Regions from separate parts of the Homo sapiens genome. Here regions 1, 3 and 4 are each linked to region 2. Evidence: chromatin contacts called from ENCODE Hi-C or POLR2A ChIA-PET data. All regions are on one chromosome and are shown on one strand. Each heading gives the region's core, a stretch centred on a gene start or an enhancer-like site at or near the end of the contact. The rest is flanking DNA. Distances are from core to core; before and after follow the strand shown. Region 1 overlaps NR2F2-AS1 (NR2F2 antisense RNA 1). Region 2 holds the start of LINC02852 (long intergenic non-protein coding RNA 2852). Region 3 overlaps LOC112268156 (a long non-coding RNA gene). Region 4 has its middle 440 kb from the start of LINC00924.

Evidence for each region. A loop is a pair of places that touch in the nucleus more often than their neighbours do. ChIA-PET counts read pairs that join two places held with the same protein, here RNA polymerase II (POLR2A). Pooled maps may share reads with other maps.
Region 1: a map with no recorded cell type shows a loop between it and region 2 (2.4-fold over the local background). The contact joins the enhancer-like site here to the promoter of LINC02852 in region 2. A Hi-C loop is called at or near these places in 2 of 37 single-sample maps with no recorded cell type and 1 of 50 pooled maps.
Region 3: a map of endothelial cell of umbilical vein shows a loop between it and region 2 (3-fold over the local background). The contact joins the enhancer-like site here to the promoter of LINC02852 in region 2. A Hi-C loop is called at or near these places in 1 of 168 maps with a recorded cell type or tissue (endothelial cell of umbilical vein), 2 of 37 single-sample maps with no recorded cell type and 5 of 50 pooled maps.
Region 4: a loop to region 2 is called in a pooled map, with 2.8 times the contacts of the local background. The contact joins the enhancer-like site here to the promoter of LINC02852 in region 2. A Hi-C loop is called at or near these places in 1 of 168 maps with a recorded cell type or tissue (naive thymus-derived CD4-positive, alpha-beta T cell) and 4 of 50 pooled maps. POLR2A ChIA-PET finds 5 or more read pairs at or near these places in 1 of 52 experiments (PC-9).

What each region holds. Positions count from the first base shown.
Region 1 is chr15:96,263,145-96,266,407 of GRCh38, forward strand. All of the region lies in intron 2 of NR2F2-AS1 (NR2F2 antisense RNA 1), which reads right to left. The region is part of intron 1 of LOC124903584 (a long non-coding RNA gene); the gene reads left to right. Among named protein-coding and RNA genes, the nearest start is that of NR2F2-AS1, 62 kb to the right of the region's middle. Within about 2 kb of position 1,312, at least 7 of the 41 ENCODE cell types and tissues checked have a DNase peak (open chromatin) inside an H3K27ac peak, as active enhancers do.
Region 2 is chr15:94,587,900-94,591,036 of GRCh38, forward strand. LINC02852 (long intergenic non-protein coding RNA 2852) reads right to left here and starts at 1,357. Exons shown (of 3, transcript XR_932641.4): 1 at 1,198-1,357.
Region 3 is chr15:96,041,320-96,044,304 of GRCh38, forward strand. The region is part of intron 1 of LOC112268156 (a long non-coding RNA gene); the gene reads left to right. It overlaps LOC105370998 (a long non-coding RNA gene), which reads right to left. Exons shown (of 4, transcript XR_001751688.2): 4 at 1,304-2,751. Among named protein-coding and RNA genes, the nearest start is that of NR2F2-AS1, 280 kb to the right of the region's middle. Within about 2 kb of position 1,477, at least 3 of the 41 ENCODE cell types and tissues checked have a DNase peak (open chromatin) inside an H3K27ac peak, as active enhancers do.
Region 4 is chr15:95,873,752-95,876,798 of GRCh38, forward strand. No RefSeq gene overlaps it. Among named protein-coding and RNA genes, the nearest start is that of LINC00924, 440 kb to the left of the region's middle. Within about 2 kb of position 1,585, at least 7 of the 41 ENCODE cell types and tissues checked have a DNase peak (open chromatin) inside an H3K27ac peak, as active enhancers do; they include PC-9, where a contact is called at or near this core.

The DNA of each region.
Region 1 (3,263 bases), core at 62-2,561, 1.7 Mb after region 2:
CCAGCCCAATGCCCGTCTGCTTATGCAGCCAGTTTCTGGGTATAGGCAAGTATTGCACTGGAATTATCCCTCATATATGAAAACACAATGTAATCTCACTTAGCAAAACCCAGGTTTCTTTCTTTTTTTATGAGTACCTGTTCTGGGAGATATGCCAAAAATTCAGGGATAATTTAACCAAACCATCAACAACTGGACAACTTATTTAACTCTTTGGTGAGTGTTACATGAACCTTTTTGCTGGCGTCAAGCCACCACATAATGAATCCTGACGCCAGACACAGAGGGTTTGATACATTAGAATAAAGGAAGAGGTTCCTTACTATACAATATATAAAAGAACTAGCTTCTACCAACAGGTTGTTGCCATCTTAGAAAATAGGAATCTGTGTCTCCTGAAAGTCTATTCCTTGAACACCAATGCTACAAGCTTATCCTTTATAAAACGGTTTGGGTAATCAGATCTATTGAAGATCAAATGTCCTGGGGATTCACAGTGCATAGTAATGTGCTGGAGGCTTTGGGGGCCCTGCTGCAAACAATCATATTTAACTCAGGTTAATCTACTGTTTCTCACTTGACCCCGGACATTTTTTTAAATCAATGTTTTGAGACATGAAATTACTATTTCAAACGTCTTCTGGAGAACACTGATTTAAATCTACTGCATGGCTGACAAACGAGTCCACCTCTTTTGAAAGCTGAGCAAGCCCCTTTAGGAGGACCCTTGGCTGAATAAAGGAAGTCTCAACCCAACTGCAAGAAGGTCTTCGCCATTCCTCTTCTGAGGATATGCTGACCTTGGGCCGTGCATATTCTCTTCTTCTAATTAAGACACGTTGCATGTTCTGTGGCTACCAAAGACGAAAACAGTAGACCTCACCAATTGCCCATGGGTTTCACAAGTGGCACTGGTTACCTACATAAATATTTGTCATACATCAAATAAATGCTTCACGTACATTGATTTTTCTTATGGACTCCTTTTCTTTTAAGATTATGTACAAATCCACTCTCTCTTTCCACTTCAAATAATAGACAAAAGCTATGTTTATTCTTCCTATTCTATAACCAAAGTCACTCATACATCAAGATCATTCAAGAAAGCCTAGCAGTATGCAAGTGAATGAGAGTGGCATGACTGTGAAGATAATCTTGGATCTACTCTAATTTAATTTTTTTAAGTAAATCATTTGCAAACTCCAGCACTCTAACTAGTACAAGTAACAAATTACCCATGAGGAGCCTCAGAGGCTACAGGTGACAGAGCTGTGTTGCAACACCTTGGCAAGGATCTTTGTACTACAGCCTTGGTTCTCAAACTGTACAGTGCATCAGAATCACCTGAGGGCTGTGTTAAAACACAGATCTCTAGGCCCCACCCCTAGTGAGTTTCAGTTTCAGTGGGTTTAGGGAGGGGCCCAAGAATGTGCATTTGCAACAGGCTCCCAGGTGATAGGGATGCAGCTGCTCTGGCTGGGGGACAGCACTTTGGGAATTACAACTGTACAGCAGTTCCCTAATGCTCCCGATCAGGATTACCTGGAAACTTTGTTAAAAACACTAAGTCTCACCCTTAGCCCCAGACTCCTGAGATGGACTCTCTAAGAAGGAAAGTCAGGAATCTGTATTTTTAATAAACTCCCCAGGGGATTCAAATCATCCAGCTCTGGACTACTTCAGCCTGAGAAGAGGGGCTTGCCTTTTAGATCTGGGCCTGACGTCTTGAACCTTTGCCGGCCTCTGGGCACACGGACTCTCCCTGCTAGAGGCCCCTTCAAAGTGCAAGCAGGCTGAAGACACGTGAATGCCTCCTCCAATAACTTGTCCAGTAATTGGTATATTGATTGCTAATGTCATCATGTTTTAGTATATATAAACCCCTCACTCTATTACACAGCCCCCAACAATCCAAAAAGTCATTGTTTATTCATTGTGACTCCCAAACTGGCCCTTGTCAGCTCCTGCTGGAGAGCTTGCTGATAAAAATCAGCAGATGATTGGACGCACACATTCTTAACATGACTGACCCATGACATCTCAGAGGGCAGCTCGAGAGCCTGTCATTACAGTACAATACATTTCTTTCTTCTTTCTTATCTAGCCCAGATGACTTCGAGATTTTTATTAACTCATTAATGACTGAAGATGTCATTAGAACCAGTGGGAAGGGTTATTTTTCTGTCTCTCTCTCTCTCTCTTTTTTTTTTTTAAGTGGGAATAAGTGTGCAATTTGCTGGGAAAGGGGGAGGGGCTCATTGATGAAACAGCTAAGACAAACCTAAGTGGAGAGACCCTTGGACTTTATTAGAATCTGAAATTTGATTGACGGGTCCTGGACCTGAAAATCTGCAGACAGAAATACAAAGTTGCTTCAGAAACATGTTGGGAAGAATGGGACAATTTGATCAAGGAAATAGCGACCCATAAAATTCAGTAATTTTTATTGTGTTGTGGACTCAATCTTTCCAACATAACAGCTAAACAAACAAACAAAAACGTCAGAGTAAAGCTACTGAAACCTCTAAATGTTTCTTAACCTACACGTTCATTAAATCATATCTTGTTTCTGCGTGCCTTTAATTTTCACATCTGCAAAATTGCTTTTAGAAATCAAATTAGATCTTTTGAAGGCACTTAAATTGCAACAACCTTATGTTTTTTTATATACTCTTGGGTTTCAGCCTTTTCATCTGGGTTGTGTGTCCAATTAATGGGATATCTCAAGGAAGCACTAATCATTTTGAAAACTTAAGAATATAAAAAGCAAGCAGACTATTTTCATTATAACTGATTGGATTGAGAATAAGCTACAGAGGAAATGTTCAATAATTATGATAACTTTTTTGGAGGAGATCACAAAAGAATGTCAGTCACAGAAGGTGCTTTTCATTGTGACAAAGGCTTTCAAGTCCAGTTTCAGTAGATTCCTCTTCGGGGTTCAGCCTCAGGCATGTCAGAAGGCTGCTCTGAGAGTGGGTTTTACACTGATTTTTATCAGCCCCAGATAATTCACTTGGCAAAGAAAACATCTATTACTAGATGTATCTCATATGTTACTGAATGTTTACTAAATTTTACTACTGTCAAAACACATTGTAAATGAACAGACCCTCAGAAGAACGAGGGAAATCTATTCCTCAGAAGAGAAAATGGTTGTCTGAGGACCTACAAAGATTTTTGCCCAAGGAAATTAATGCCAGTAAACTATGACCAAGATTTAAATATGCTTTCAGCCAAGTTTTATGCTTAAATCACCTAAT
Region 2 (3,137 bases), core at 107-2,606:
GGGTGGTTTCTTTCTTTTCTTTTCTTTTCTTTTTTTGCCTCCTCTTTTACTACTGTTCAAATGAAGCTATGTGATACAACACTTAATAATAAAGGGAAATTGCACAGCAGATAGGCAAGGTGACCACTTTTGACAAGAGTCCCTATCAAATCAGGTAATCCAGAGTGGTATGCTACATTCAGCAAACCAGAACAAGGCCATCTTGTCTTCTAAGAAAACCTGAGGCCAGGTTTATATTCCAAGTCTGTTGTGAGGGATGGGCAGAACCGGATGGGGCTGGGTCCAAGGGGTCATTCTGTTCAACATCTAGGACAGCTGTGTTGGACAATGGTGTGCTTTTAGTTTAAGGAACCCGGGGTCCAGGCTTGGGATGGCATTGGAGCTTTAGACATGGTTTCCTTGGTTCATTCACTCAATGAATACTGAGTGCCTTATATATGCCAGACATTGACGTAGGTAGGCAATGAATAAGTCACACAAGGACTCTGTTCATGTCACAGATTCATTCTAGCAAAGAGAGTGGCACAAATATAACAGACATATATGTATATATATATAATTTTAATTATAATAAAGTGACAAAGTGGAGGGTAAAACTGTCAGTCTTTTTATTCAAAGACCTTTCATTCAAACCCTGATATTTCCTTAAGTGACTTAAATAAACTCCAAATGACTTCTCATGGCATTTAAGATCCTGCACAATCTAATTCCTACTATACTTCCAAAATTATTTTTTTTCTCCTTTCATCATTCCTCAGGACACACCTGTACATTTCAGTGTTGTGAAGCATAGCTCTGGTATCAGACTGCCTAGGTTCAAATCTCAGCTATGGCACTCATTAGCTATATGACCTTAGGTAAGTTACTCAGCCTCTGTGAGCCTTAGCTTTGACTTCTGTAAGATGAGTAGAATACGATTGCTATCTCCCTGGGTGACTGTGAAAATCAGACGAGATCATGGATATGAGAGGGCAGCATTCATACTAAAGTAAGATATGACTTACTTGGAAGTATTAATGACTACATTATAATAAAAGTTTATGTGTGTATTCATATATATATATTCTATATTTAATCTAACAGTGACTCTGTTCTGAGTCAGAATATATCTTAATGCCACATAGTAAGCCTTAGACTGTGCCTATTTTACTATTCATGCACAGTGGATAGATGCTGAATAAAATATAGTCAACTCACTGGTGTCTTGCGGTGATGGCAGAGATCCTTAACTAGGAGGAATGCTGTTTCAGAGGGCTCAGAATGGGTAATTAGGAGACTGTCACAAGGAAGCGTGAAGAACTGCACTCTTTAGCTTAAAGAACTGCAGTTGGGAGCCATATGATGAGAATCCATGTGTGCCACTTGGCAACATTAGAATTCCAAAACAGAGTGATCTTTAAAGATTCCCTCCCCTTGCAGCTGGGTGGAGAGGTGATCTGGGCTGCTCTGGAAACAGCGGTGAGCCTTTTATCATTTAAATATTATTCCATCGGGGGCAGAAAAGGGGGACAAAATACTGAAAATAAAAGTTAATTAAAAAATAAAATCAAGAGAAATGTCTCTCAGAGGCCACCTCTGGTACAGAGACCACCTGTCATTAAGCATTTTCCTGTCTATAAACCCAAGATTGGAAGCTGATCGACTCTTCTCTTGTTTAATTTTTAATGCCTCCTGTCTGGTCTCTGTGGTAGCTATTATAAACAGAGGCTGTCACATAGATATGTACCTTGCCCAGAGAAAAAGTGATGCTTCCCACTACCAGAACTGATATCCACTGGGCAAAACCTGCAGTGGGATTTATTACTTGCCTTGGAGAATTTGCTCTTGCATTGATGCAAGTCTCTCCTCTCCTTGTGGGTGGATTAATATAATAATAGAGGAAGAGAATGTCGTTGAGAAAAGAGAATAAATGGTGGCTCCTGAGCAACAGGGTATCTTCAGATCCTAATTTTCACCTTTCTGGTTCCTTGGGTCACTCATTCAATACAAATTTATTGAGCATCTACTATGTGCCATGCATTGTTGTATGTACTGAGGTCAAAGCAACAAAGCCAGAGAAAAATCTTTATTCTTTTACCCCACAAGACATTCTATTGAGGAAAGGGAGAGAATAAATACTTTAACAAATAAGAGTGCTGGGCCATTTTAAATGATGAAAGGGCAAAGAAAGTAAAAGCTGGAAATATGGCACCCTGGGAAGTGGGTAGGAAAGGCCCCCTAAGGAGGTAATGGTTAAGTAATAAGGTGAGTGATGAGGAGCAGCCAAGAAGGCAAAATCACATGGAATGGCATTCCAAGAAGAGGGAATGGCAAACACAAAGGCCCTGAGTTGGAGATGAGCTTAGCTTCTTTAAGAAGCAGAGGCATTCGCTGCGTTAAGAGAAGGGACTTCAGACTTATGATGAATACAGGCAATTGAAGGTGCCAGAGGACTTTCAGGAACCTGTAAAAAGGGGGAAGATTTGGTTCTGAGATTAGGTTTCAAACCTGGGATGCAAACATTCAATTACAGCCTCATTTTGGCGAATGTGAAAGAAAAGTGTAGGAGATCATCTTTCTTGAGTGGATTCACTCAGTCGTGCTCCCTAGACATGACCTTCATGGACCTGTTGCCTTGGTCTCCAGGGACCCGTTCCCTCCTGACTATATGAATGCAGTGGTCTTTATACTGGGAGCCCTTTCTCCTTCCGTCACTCCAGGCCCCAATATTCTATCTTCCTTCTGCTTCCCTATCACCTTCCTAAAACACACCCCATAAAGCCTCCCTCCCGTTCAATAGTGGCCTTTGAATTTCAACAGGAAGAACTAGCTCCTTAGCACCCCACACAAGACACTCACAGTCTGCCCTCTGCACACCTGGATTCCACGTGGCTGCCCACCACTTCTCCACAAGCACCCATGCTTACGAAGAGCCACCTGCATCCTGGCAGCCCCCAGCACCTTGACTTCGGCTCTTCCCTGGGCTAGACGGCTCATCCTTTCCCTCAACAGGAGGAGACGCTATGTTTTTTTGTTTTTGTTTTTGTTTTTTTTTTGAGTCAGAGTCTCACTCTGTCACCCAGGCTGGAGTGCAATGGTGCAATCTCGGCTCACTGCAACCTTTCCCAAGAGAAGAAAGCCAGGCCAGGTAAAGTGTT
Region 3 (2,985 bases), core at 227-2,726, 1.5 Mb after region 2:
AAAGAGAATCAGGAAAAATAACTAATGAGTACTACACTTAATGCCGGGGTGACAAAATAACCTGTATGACAAACCCCCATGACACAAATTCACCTATATAACAAACCTGCACATGTGCCCCTGAACTTAAAATAAAAGTTGAAATAAATAAATAAAGATGGTTTTAGTAACAGTATCTTAAGAACACTAGAGAGTCATATTATCCAGGTCTTATCAGGGGACCCAGATGGGATCACCAGGTTGTCAGTACAAGGAGACTAGCATGCAAAGGGAGAGGCAAGATGTTTATAAAGTACCTCTTATTGAGTGTACACCTCAAAAACACCAGGCCAAATGATGTATATGCATTACCTAATTTAATACAACACATCTACAAGGCAAGTACTATGGAGATAGCCACTTTAGAGCTGAGAAAACTGAGATACTGGGTTCTCCAAGGTCTTCATCACAGTCCAACTCTGGAGCACATGCTGCTAGCTCCTGTGACAGGATAAATATAAGGAGCAGAACTACAAATCAAGCCTGTGATATAATAGGTATAATGTCGATTGGGCAGATGGAAGAAGAGATAATGCAGAAATTTCAGCTACATAAGTCAAGAGACAGCCAGGCACTAGCAGGTAGAACCAGGCAGCTCAGGAGCTCACTGCATGGACACTGGCACCTGGCAGGATTGTGCTGTTGGTTTCAGGACCAAGGGCAACTTCTCAAAGGGACCAAGCTGGGCTAGAAAAATGGGCACATTCTAAATGTAATTTACAATCTATGTTTTTGAAACTGAAAAACACTTTCTCAAAAAGAAAACTTTAACACAGATCGTACAAATGACCAATGAGCACATAAAGAGATGCTTAATACCATTAACCATTAGGGAAATGCAAATCAAAACCACAGTGAGATACTTCACACACACTTAGATAACTACCAAAATAATGGACAATAGCAAGTGTTGGAAGGGATGTGGAGAAATTGGAACCCTAGGAAACTGCTAGCAGGAACGTGAAATGGTCCAGCCACCATGGAAAGCAATTTGATGGCTCCTCAATGAGCCCAGTAGAGAATTTCCATATGACCTAGGAACTCCACTCCTGGGTATATTCCCCAAGGAACTGGAAACTGGTGTTCAAATAAAAACATTCACAAAAATGCTCATGTTAGCACTATTCACAGTAGCAAAATAATGAAAACAACTCAGATGTTCATCAACTCATGAAGGAATTTTTTAACATGTGACATATTCATGGAATGGAATACTATTCAACCATAAAAAGGAATGAAATTTTGATACATGCTACAAGGTGAATGAACTTCGATTGAAAACATTTATTGTAAGTAGAAGCAGTGAGACATAGAAGGTTATGTATATGGCATAATTCCATTTATATGAAACATAAAAAGTAGAGTTGGCAAATCCACACAGACAGAAAGCAGATTAGTGGTTGCCACGGGCTGGTGGAAGAGGGAAAATGAAGAGTAACTGCTTAATGGGTTTGGGGTTTCCTTTTGGGGTGGTGAAAATGTTCTCGTGGTGATGGTTGCATCACAACATGGTAAATGCAGTTAGTGTCACGGATGGTAAATTTTATGTTATATGTATTTTACCACAATTTAAAAAACAGAAAAAGAAAACCTTTATGAAAGCTCTATATGGAAAACTGATAAAAGCAGGGTAGCGCTGGTGAAATCTGGCATCGACAGGAACCCTGGAGCCATTCTTCTTCCAGCTTCCCTGGACACACTGTCGTTAGAACAGAGAAAGCCAAGTTTACTTATCTAACCCATAACACGCAGCTCTGAAGAAAAGCAGAACTGAAATTTCTCTGTTGTCACACGGAAGTGCCAGCTACACTTTGAGCCAAATGCTAAGGGAAAGTTTTCAAAAGTTCAAATTTATAGAAGCCACACTAGGAATTTTAATTTGCATGGAAAAACGAGAAACAAGCCTCTTAAAAACAAACAAACAAAGCCTATGGGAATGTTTCCAGTTATTTTTTAAGTCTTTAGTGATAGAAAACATTAGCCAAACTTTCCCCTGTTGACTCTCATGGAAAAAAAAAAATGTCAAAAAAAGGGTCTTACTTTGTAGCATACATGGCCATTTTTCATCAGTTTTGCAAAGCCAGGTTCTACCTTTTCATTTAACTTTGGGGATGTGTCTCTTAACCAAAATCTAACTTTTCAAGGTGCTTCATTCATTGCTTTAAAAGTTCCTTCAGGTGGTGGTGTCATCTTTTTGTCCACTTATTTGTTGGGAAGTCATCTACTGGTGTCCTAAGCCAGGATTCAGCATTACTCTCAGCCTTGCAAATGAATTAACGGGTGACCATCTCGCTATCTCTACACTAGAAACAGACTTGAACATACTCACCTCTTTCAGTCCTAATCTCTTCTTTCCTTCCTCCCAATTCACAGTTGCCTGCAACTGGTTCCGAGTGCCCATGTGTGGGCATCTCCACCGAGGGAGGGAGGCATGGGGTGAGGTCCTTTCTTCCTCTTTAAGGAGTGGATTTTCTCAAGAGCAACGTGGGAAGTTCTACATTAATGTTGAAGCTGAGCTTTCTTGCCACTGTGTGTGTGGCACAGGAAACAGGCTCTCCACATGATGGTAAGAAGCCTTAAACCCAGATTACGGCACCTTTCTCTCTGGAGTGCTCTTTTTGGGTAGAGGGTAAAAGGTCATCCTCTCAGACTGGATAGTTGTTCTCAGCCAATTACATGATCTCCGTGCTTCTACAAAAGGGATCTTTGAAACTGCATCAAAAGATTTTATGCAACTGATTTACAAAAAGCACAATTAAGTAGATGGAAGCATTATTCAAGACCATCTGGTGGAAGAGGTAGCATATTTAAAATTCTAGTATAATTATTAGCGGCAAAAAAGATTGTTTTAAATGACGAGCTATCCATTATCTGTCATACTCTGGTAGACTACATAGCTCCATTTATTCCATCAAGGTCCCAAAATAAAAAGATGTAAACATGGTA
Region 4 (3,047 bases), core at 335-2,834, 1.3 Mb after region 2:
AATTGGATCCTGGATATCCTTGTAAGGGTTTTTGACAGCTTCAGCTATTCCACAATTCCAGCCCACCGTTCACATTGCTATGAAATGAATACTTACACCCAGTGGTTAATCTATGTTTCTCCATTAGATCCTATCAACAAGGTGAAATTACCCATTAAGAAAAGCCTACCTTGAGGTGAAAAAAACATAGTTTTTCTGCTTCTGTTGCAAACCCCCACAGGAAACTGATGAATTCAATTTCAAACCCAAATTGAGAAATTTAAGCTCAAATTCCATTTCCTTTCAGCTCAAATTAGACATTTTTATGCAAATAAAATGAAATAAGGGCTTAAGGATGGTTTAAAAAAAAAAATTCACTGGGTATTTTGGACACCAAAAATGTTAAAAATAGTAATAAAAGAAGAGTTCAATGAGTTAAGTGTAAATAAATCAGGAACATATGGGTCAAATTTTCTTAATATACACTCGGGCTTAAAATTAAGTGAAATGTACAAGGAAACACTTTTTCTGGTGGTGATGAAACAAGAACATTTGAAAAGAAATTGGCAATATTTGAGAAATCTCAAGTACAGCCAATTCCGCCCATCTCTTGGTGACAAAAACCTGGAGACCATACAGTCATCATTAGGGAAGGGATACAGTGTCCTAATTGAGGACATTGGAGAAAGAATTTTTTTTTTTTCCGCAGAGCTTTAACTCTTATGTGTACATAATTATTTCATTCTGGTTAAAAAAAAGTAGAGACATACGCTAAAAATGTTCTGACTTGGCTTCTCATGGTATATTAAAAGCATACTGTAGAGGAACAGACTTAAAGTTTGGGGGTTTAACCCCAGGGAGAGAAAATTATGGTTCTTTCCATTTATCCATGAACCCTGCAGCTGGTAAGACTGCACTCTGTTAGTAATTACACTGAACAGATGAGGGACTTTTTAATTTTTTTTTTATTTTGACCTGCAGTTAAACAAAATTTGCTTGTTTTATTTTTGGTTTAAAAATGATGAGGCAGCACCAACCCCAGTTTCACCCCAGAGCTGTTGATTTTTCCCCCTCCTTCCTAATTTGTTTCAGACTATGAGTGCACAGAGTTCCATTTTAGTGGGAAACATTTGCTGCCAAGACCTTCAGGGGTTTTATCTGCAGTTTATTTTGTTAACTACAAGTTTAAGATTGTTGTGAGTTGTTATTTTTTTTTTCTATCACACTTTGAAACAGAAAAGTTCATCTTTTGCTTTTAGGAAACAGGTTTAAAACAAAACAGAGGGAAAGATGAGTTTGGAGTCTTCTAAAAATCAACAAAGGACTGAAACCAATGGTGGCTATAAAGAGGCATAATAAAATAATACAAATGAATTCACTGCCTTAAAGGTTTAGCGCATAGTACGCACTCCACTCCCACCCTTCCCGTTGTAATTCAAATTTAACACTAATAAAAGAGAGGAACTAAAGATAATTGGCTAGAATCAAGCATTACATATCAGGCATTTCACAAGCTGACCCAGCTAAGCAACTGCAACTCAATGCATTTCAACTTACGAGTTCAGAACAAAAAACAATGGTTCATGAGGTGGAAAGAATGTGGTACAACACCCCATGGCCCTGGCTGGTATTTATAAAGTTTTGGCAAAATTTCATAACAAATTTTAAAATAATGTGAAAGTGGCCTGTTTCCGGTTTCTACCATGCACCATGCCCGTCATGAGGATGTTGTGGTTGGGGCAAATATCCAAAGATTTGCCTGGCAACAGAAATGGAACAGACTGACTGCAAATAATCCTCACGTTTGCACAGTGCCCTTTGCTTTTATGTTTCAAAGACCTTTCACATAGATCCTTCCATTTGATCTCACAAGAAGCCTAGTAGACCTGGCTGGTGTTGTTTTGCTGCTGATGAAACCAAGATAAAGAGAGATGAGAGACTTGCTCAAGGGCACAAGTCAAAGAGGATTATGACAGAAAAATTAAACCCATTTTTCCAGCTCAAGACCAAAGAATTCTCCATTAATATTTATATGGGGAATAGCTACACCAAATCCTTTTTTTTTTTCACTCCCTTTTCCCTCCTCTCTATAGGTCTTCTACTGTCTGTCACTACAGTCACACAGGATTTCGTGGGTGTCCCCAAGAGGACAAGTGGGACCCCACTGGATAAAGCACAGCAAATGAGTAATCTGAAGCTGACACACCTTTCCATAAGAACTATTGCTCTCAATTCACTGGTTTATATTTTTTCAAAACAGGAAAAGAAAATAATCCAGTTTAAAAACCAATGGAATCTTTGGCTGCTATCATTTAAATCCAAAGTAAGCTATCCAATCTATAAAATTTAGCCAAATATATATCTTTGTCCATGATGTGCATCTTTTTCAAGTTGAAATATAAGACGCTATGCCCCTTGGGTGAATGGCACTGCATCTGAAGGGCCCACGGTGTACTGGAAAGAATAAAGGCTGTGGGCAAATGTTTTACTCCTACCGCTTCACAGTTACGCAACTTGGGAAGCATTATTGAACCTCAATGAATCTTAGCATCTTCTATAAAATTGTTCATTTAACCTTCAGAGAATTCTCGTGAAGACTAAATCAGACAGCACATATAATGCATCCACAAAATGTGAGCCCCCTTTGTTCTAGTCTTTTAGACATTCTCACTCACGGATGCTCAGGGAGTTCATTCTATAGCTTTGGTTTTCAGGATGTAATCCTGGCCTGTAGTTGTATCTGTGTAACTGTCCTTTGGCCAAATTAATTATGGTGTAATTTGCACGGAGTAAAATGGTGCAAGGTTGGAAAATGCTGTAATGCAAGTTTTTCCCACAAGAGACCTGACCACCCATTCATTGGTGGGTTGTACTAAGAATGCGGGGGAATGGGCCAGAGATAAATAGGTGGAACCGGCACTACTTAATTCCTTAAATATACTATTTCATTTAATCCTCTCAACAACCTGGAGTGGAGAATTAAGCAATTATATAATTACACAGCAAATAGATCAACTTAGATAGCCAAACTGAGCAATTAGGACAGAAAACATTATTAACTGAGTTTG